3 separate regions of the Homo sapiens genome follow, and regions 1 and 3 are each linked to region 2. The links are chromatin loops, found by intact Hi-C in ENCODE. Cell type or tissue: A673. All regions are shown on one strand.

Region 1 (2,500 bases), 72 kb before region 2:
TTCCCTAGCAAGTAAATTGGTCCCTACCTATAAATTATTCTATGTGTGGTGAAGAAAACCATTGGCTTTTTTCCTTCTTCTGAAGTTCTGTGCACAGCCTGGCAAACAACCTCCGATAATTTGAAAAAGTGGCTTTTAGTGACCCTAGCAATAAAAAAGTTACTAGTGCAATAGAGTTTGACACGTTTCTAGAAGGCTGCCTGGGCTGTGTGACTCACGAGAGGTGACCCTGTCTCACCTGAGAATAGAGGTGCGGGGCTGCTCCCCCAGCTCATGGCTCACTGCAGAGGGCAGGCCCCATTTAAGGCGTGCAGGTGCCCACTCATGCTCTGGTTCTTCCTGAAATATGCTCATATGTTTCTAGAACCAAGTCTCCTAACGGAGTTACTTTGTCTTTTGGGGGGACTCACAGGTGCAGAAACTAGGTATTCAGGGTCAAGAGGTCAAGACTAAATGAAACAAATTCCCGGTGAAACAGCCACCTCCATTAACTACCTTTGCAGGTGGCTACGCTCTGACTCTAGTGTTTTCTCCAAATGTTCTATCTCCCCAACTCTCTTGACCATTCTGCAGGGAATTCAGAATATGGGAATAATCTCAAAACCAGTGAGAGTTCCTGAAAAAGCTGAAATTGACCACAGTACCAACCTTAGACCTACAACCAACACCCCTCCTATCAGGGTAAGGAACGCACAGGGTCAAAGGGATATGACCATCCAAAGCCTGTATTGCTCCTTCTAGGTTCCATCTTGGGTGCCCAGATTCCAGAATTTCCTGGCTCCAACTTTCTCACAGGGCCCTGGAGGACCTCTCCACTGGGTCTGTCCTCCTGAGGTTATGACACTTCTAAGCTTGTTCGGATTGGGAAGGAGGAGTGCAGAGCTGGGGTGTCTGTGTGCAAAGCCTCTTGGGTTTCAGGACGGAACCTCAGTGGGAAAGGAAGAGACTTTGGACCAGTTATCCCTGCACTGCCACTTTCTGTTCTGTATTTGGTAGAGTTTGAGAATTCTAAGGTCAAATCTGCCTGGCCTTCCAGGATATTCTGGAAGCCAGATGGGTCACAATAGGCAAAGTGCCTACACTTTTTAAACAACTTGCTAATGAGATTTGTAGCTTTTGAACAATTAGATCTAAAGCAGGCCTCTCCCCATGTTCTTGCTCAGGACGCTGGCAAATGTTTGCGTGGGCCTGTTGAGGGCAGTGGCTCTTCACATGACGAGCAGACCTGCCTCCAAGAAGAGAAGGGTCGTGCATACTTCCTGAATAAATAGAAACATTGCTGAAGAATGTCATCTGTTAAGCATATCTTCAGGGTGGAAGAAACACAAAAACTTTAAGAAACATTATGACTTAACTCACGAATATTGCTAGAGTTACTAATTCAACAGATTTACCACAATTAAATAAAAATCCATCCATCCATTCATCTGTTCATTCACTTATTCAATAATCATTTATCAGCTGGGCAAGGTGGCTCATGCCTGTAATCCTAGCACTTTGGGAAGCCGAGGCGGGTGGATCACTAGAGGTCAGGAGTTCAAGACCAGCCTGGTCAAAATGGCGAAACCCAGTCTCTACTAAAAATACAAAATTTAGCCAGGCATGGTGGCAGGCTCGCTCTTGCAATCCCAGCTGCTTGGAAGGCTGAGGCAGAAGAATTGCTTGAACCCGGGAGGTGGAGGCTGCAGTGAGCCGAGATAACACCACTGCACTCCAGCCTGGGCAACAGAGTGAGACTCTGTCTCAAAAAAGAAAAAAAAAAAAATCATTTATCAAGCAAACACATGAGAGGCAGTGGACTGTTAATGGACTAAACTGTTCCCACCCAAAACTCATATGTTGAAGTCCTAACCCCCAGTATCTCAGAATGTGACTATATTTGGAGACAGAGTCTTTAAGGGGAGCATCGAGTTAAAATAAAGTAATTAAGGTGGGGCCTAATCCAATATGACTGGTGTCTGTACAGGAAGAGGAGATTAGGAAACAGACATACACAGAGGGAAGACCATGTGAGGACCCAAGAGAAGAGAAGATGGCTATCTATTAATACAATCTGAGGAGAAAAGCCTAGGAAGAAACCAGCCCTGCCGACAGCTTGAACTCCTAGCCACCAGAATTGTGAGAAAATACATTTCTGTTGTTCAAGTCATCCAGTCTGTGCAGTCTGTGGTACTTTGTTCGGGCAGTATGAGCTGACTCATACAGAGACGCTTGATTTCTTAATACAGTAGAAAGCACATAAAATGCATAATACATAAGACAAGCATGCCACAACTAATTACAACACAAGGTGATTAAGAAACAGCTCACTTACAACCAACTCTCATAGAAGGACTGCAAAGCAAAAACTTGTTTGTAAACTGAAGGCAAGTCCTTCTTCTGGACATTCACACTGAATTCAATCTCAGCTTCCAGGCCTCCCCAAAAACATTTCTTCCTGGAGCCGAAAACTTTCTTTTCCCTGGTGCTGTGATCCCACCCCTAGCTGTTGCAAGAATCC
Region 2 (2,500 bases):
CTTTAAAAAAGGAACATAGTTCAAACCTTGAAAAGAATCTCTGTCTTAAAATGGTTCTTGATGTATGTGTGTGTTGTGTGTGTGTGTGTGTGTGTTTTACTATAAACAGATACGTAATTGGAGGTCCTTTATTACTGAAAGGAGTAAAAGTATACTGATACGTCAATTCGCGACATGTAGTTTTAGAAGAAAGATATAATTGCACAAAAGCAATTTGGAGAGTAGAAAAAGTAAGAAAGTTGTCTGAAGTAAGATAATGGTTGTTTAACTTTAATAATAATAATAGCTAGTCTTAAAAAAGTCTTTTGTGTAAAAATTGCCCAAGGGAAAAGAAAGAAAACCTCCTAAAAATTCCATATCCCCAAATACCACTAGATCAAAAACCATCTGGAAAATGTCAGATAATGGTATCCACCCACCTAAGAAATTCAGTAAACTTTGTCTTCAATTAGCATTTGAAATAATCGGCTAAAATTGAAATTTCTATCTGAAAACCCTCACAAGACAAACCTGGATTAGGAATCAGATTTTTAAAGTCTCCTTAAAAGGACCATCTGTTTATAAATACTCTTCTCACACTCTTTGATCTGTACCATAAGTTCACAGTAGAAGCACAGCAGAATTTAAAGACATATACACACAGCTACCATGAAGTCTAGTTACCACATACATATTTTGAGCTCGTCTCAAGTTTCCCTTGTTATGTAAGCACTTAGGAGCAATAAAATTTCACTTACATTCAGCAGCATTGTGAGTCCCAAAACAATAGTCAGCCTGACTGTACAATCCCTTCATTGGCAGTGGATAGCTCTGGTGTTTTATTTATGTTGATCACACTGTCAATGCTATATGGAATAACCATTTAGTTGCCTCTCTATTAGTCCATAACATTTTTATTACTGTAATTAAATGTCATTATCCATATTGAACTCTGTATTAGAAAAATCAAATTAGGTAAACTGAAATATCCAGAAAGAACTACAGAACTGTTGGGATTCACCCCCAGCACCCTGACGTCATCTTCAGACTTTGATGAGAAGGAAAAAAAAAAAAAACCATGAGTATTCACTTCTCACAGATAGAGGTCACTAATGGACTGAATTTGAATCACTGTAGCAGAAATCACAAAGTTATTAAAGTAATCTAGTGAAAAAGGAACTCGAATTGAAATTAAAGATATCAAAAGATGATTATCCAGAAAAGTCTGACCTGAATACAAATATTACATCACCTTGACCTTTTTTGAATCTTCTAAACAGAGAGCAAAACCAAAAGCCGCTCGGCACCCTTGCTGTTTTTTAACTTCAGACGCTTCAGATCCCAGAAGCAGGAATTCTTCCTTGTAAAGTACAAAGCTCAAGAGTCAAACTAGATCAGATGTTCACACTGGGTCTCTACAGAATAAAGCTTCTGGACTTGTACATACTTGAGCCTTTCTTAAAACCACAGCTTCAAACTGGGAAAATATAAAGTTGTCTAAATCCTAAATCAAACTCTCCAGCAGGCCAGAATATAAATGTAACGGGCATCAGAGAAGGTTCAAATTAGATCCAGCCGGTCAAAGTCAAACTCGTATATGATCACATCATCTGAAACCTAACATACAGGAAAAGCCAGGACTGCTTTGGGGACTCCAGGGTAGCCCAGCATGGTGTCATTTGGGAATCTACTTTCTTCTGCTAAAAGCATCCCCTGGAATTTCTAAAACTGCAATGAAACTACTGAAGTGTTAAGACATGGGCTTTAAAACAACAACAACAACAACAACAACAAAAAAAAAAAAAAAAAAAAAAAAAAAAACAGCATTCCTTCCATGCTAGGTTTGTAATAGGTTCTGCTACAGTACAGCTAGCCCAATTCTTTTTACAATTTCTTGTATCTCTACTGGCAGAGACATGGAATAATGTTTGAAATTTCATCTTCCAACCTCCTCCAGTCAAAGATATTTGCAACTCAACATGACAGTATGGTGTTGCACTGTCTTCAGTGATTATTAAAAAATCCCTAAATGGTTTAACCCTATCCTGTTTCGGGCTTTCAAGGAGGGGAGGAAGAGAAGTAGTATTCTCAGACGCAATAACGCTGTGGAGAAAGAAGTAACTTTTCATGGTATGCGTATTACCTACAGATTGATTCTCTGCTAATATGGTGGCTGGTGGCTTGCCCGTCATAAGTAGCTGGCCCATGTTGTTCAGTAATGAAAACAAGTGAGAATCTAGTTCTAACACTTCAAATACGGACCTAAAATTTTACATTCACACTGAACAACCTAATATATCCCTGGACAAATGCCAATCTGCATTCTATTTACCTCAAAATGTTGTTGTTTTTTTTTTTTGGGGGGGGGCTTTTCATTGGATATTTATTAAGGTCATACCGGTTAAGTCTACAGATAATATCGGTCCGATATGGAAGCTAGCCTTCAGATTAGCTTTTGGTTGTGAGAAATTAGACATAATAAATTTAGCAATAAGTCTGTGAGCGAGTGGACATGCTCCAA
Region 3 (2,500 bases), 520 kb before region 2:
GCCTGTAATCTCAGCACTTAGGAGGCCGAGGAGGGTGGATCAACTGAAGTCAGGAGTTCAAGACCAACCTGGCCAACCCCCTCTCTACTTAAAATACGAAAACCTTAGCTGGGCGTGGTGGTGGGTGCCTGTAATCCCAGCTACTCAGGAAACTGAGGCAAGATAATTGCTTGAACCCAGGAGGTGGAGGTTGCAGTGAGCCGAGATCACGCCATTGCAGTCCAGCCTGGGCAACAAGAGTGAAACTTTGTCTCAAAAAAAAAAAAAAAAGAAAGAAAGAAAACAAAAAGAAAAAAGAAAAAAAGAATTCCTTAGCTTTTTTACATTGTTCTTAACGTTTAATATTAAAATTCTGTACATGTTTATGCGTTTTAAACATATGAGTTGTTAATCACACGTGTTACCAGACTCTGGAAAACCTTCCCTAAAAATTTTGAGTCAGTATGTACATTTTTACCCTTGTTTTATGAATGAAGAAAATAAGATTTCAAAGGGGTAAAAAAATTTCTCTAGGTCACAAGGCTAATCACCAGGGAAATTAGGATTTGAATAAAATCAGTCTCATATAGAAATCAATGCTTATTTTTAATGCCACAATAATTCCAGTTGAGTCAAACTTCTGTCTGTAATTGTAACTATACATAGCACAAACCTCAATTAAAAATGTTTGTCAAACATGCAAATATAAATTATGAATATTCAAACAAATATAAATGATGAATAGCTTAAATTACTTTGTACACACACATATAAATCCAAAAATACTGCGTATGTAAACTTTTTAAATACACAAATATTTCAGGGCAATAGATGATAGCTGGTACCATCCCAACCAGAGTAATGTTTTATTGACAATATGCACTCATAAATGCAAAGTTATTTTAATTATGCAAATGAATTCCAACAAAATAAACCTAATACATTAATAAACCTCCTTCACCTTTCTTATCAGTAGAATTAAGTTTTATTTCTAACAATGCCCACTAGGGGATGCTGGCGCATTGACACTAGAAAGCGGAAGACATTGGCTGTCCTGTCAGGTCAACTAAAATACTGACAGTGAACCCCCCTTTGCAGTAATTTATTTTTGTAGATAGTTTTTAGAGAATAGAAGCCATTCACACATATTGGCACAGAATGACAGTCCCACAAAAAAATTGGAGTTTTAAGCCAACTGAATTTTTTTGCATTTTAATAATATTTTTAATAAAAGTACTTGGATTCCTGTAAAGCAGATTTGGATAAAACCATTTAGATGTCCAATACTTTTGATCAAGAGTTACTGTTTAAGTGAGAACACATGGAGACAGGGAGGGGAACATCACACACCAGGGCCCGTCGGGGGGTGGGAGGAAAGGGGAGGGAGAGCATTAGGACAGATGCCTAATGCTTGTGGGGCTCAAAACCTAGATGTGACGGGTTGATGGGTGCAGCAAACCACCATGGCACATATATACCTATGTAACAAACCTGCATGTTCTGTACATATATCCCAGAACTTAAAGTAAAATAAAAAATGAAAAATGAAGAGTTATTGTTTATGGAAACATGACATAACTATTCAACTATTAGTAAGTTTTATATTAAATAGCACAAAAACAAACAGGCTTATGTGCTAAATTATCTATATATAATTTATACATAAATCACTATTGTAGCTATTTTGGAACCTGAATTCACTATTGTCTGCAATCAAAGGGGAAAATATATAGGAATTACTTTTAATCAAATAAAATACTAAGTAAAAATATGAAATACTACTTAATGTCATTGATTGTCAATAAGTTATTTTATATGTAATTAAATCATTTCTATCTGAGGAAAATGCTCAAAGTAACTCAGTAAAACACTATGTACAACAAGTTAAGTATTTTTTAATAAAAAAACAAGATAAAAATGAGCTGAATTTCATCATGGAGTTCTTAAGGGAAAAAGTCGAAGAATTTTTTAGGAGCACATAATTTTGTTGCATAATGTCAACCCCAAATGAGCTTGGGATTGTCCCCAAATGTTTATGTAATTGAATTACATTAAATTTTTCACTCAAGCTCATTCTTCCATTATAGGTCCAAACGTTTATTAACCTTTTTTAAAAAAATTAGTGTTATTACCTTTATTTATTCACAATTGTCTCTTTCAAGTTTAAAGCGAGCCTCATCATATTAATAATCAAGCATTTAATGAGGACATTTGCATTCACTCAATTCAGATCCCTCAAATCTCGTAGACTTTAATCATATCTTTTATCTTTCATTTTTCCAGATGAGTCATATGAAATATTTAACCTTGTTATCATATGCAAATTCCTTGAGTCTATTGATGTGGCAATCTATTGACATACATCTATTAAGTGCCTGATTTGCCAGTAACACTATGCCAGGAGTTTACAGGCATAGAAACGTAATAAATTGCTCTGTGTCTTAGCCTTTTCCTGTCTCACCTCTTTTCAACTTGAGGTTTTAGGTGCAAGCTTCTTCCAACCACTGAGCCATCCTCAATC

The links. Hi-C counts contacts between places; a loop is a spot of excess contacts. Peaks named below come from ENCODE experiments on the same cell type or tissue, not always from the same donor. Only the 100,000 strongest peaks of a DNase experiment are listed, where the experiment ranks them.
Region 1: a loop joins it to region 2, with 6 times the contacts of the local background. A loop is called at or near these places in 8 of 110 quality-filtered maps.
Region 3: a loop joins it to region 2, with 5 times the contacts of the local background. A loop is called at or near these places in 10 of 110 quality-filtered maps.

The regions. Positions count from the first base shown.
Region 1 is chr14:85,607,493-85,609,992 of GRCh38, reverse strand. All of the region lies in intron 1 of FLRT2 (fibronectin leucine rich transmembrane protein 2), which reads right to left. Among named protein-coding and RNA genes, the nearest start is that of FLRT2-AS1, 77 kb to the right of the region's middle. In A673, a CTCF peak has its summit at 1,160 (motif pointing right); a DNase peak (open chromatin) is centred at 2,072; H3K27ac peaks cover 727 bases.
Region 2 is chr14:85,535,193-85,537,692 of GRCh38, reverse strand. The region is part of intron 1 of FLRT2 (fibronectin leucine rich transmembrane protein 2); the gene reads right to left. Among named protein-coding and RNA genes, the nearest start is that of FLRT2-AS1, 4.8 kb to the right of the region's middle. In A673, a CTCF peak has its summit at 1,095; DNase peaks (open chromatin) are centred at 712, 1,042 and 2,122; H3K4me3 peaks cover 2,401 bases; H3K27ac peaks cover 2,420 bases.
Region 3 is chr14:86,055,741-86,058,240 of GRCh38, reverse strand. The region is part of intron 1 of LINC02328 (long intergenic non-protein coding RNA 2328); the gene reads right to left. All of the region lies in intron 2 of LINC02316 (long intergenic non-protein coding RNA 2316), which reads left to right. Among named protein-coding and RNA genes, the nearest start is that of LINC02316, 6.0 kb to the left of the region's middle. In A673, a CTCF peak has its summit at 984 (motif pointing right); a DNase peak (open chromatin) is centred at 1,000.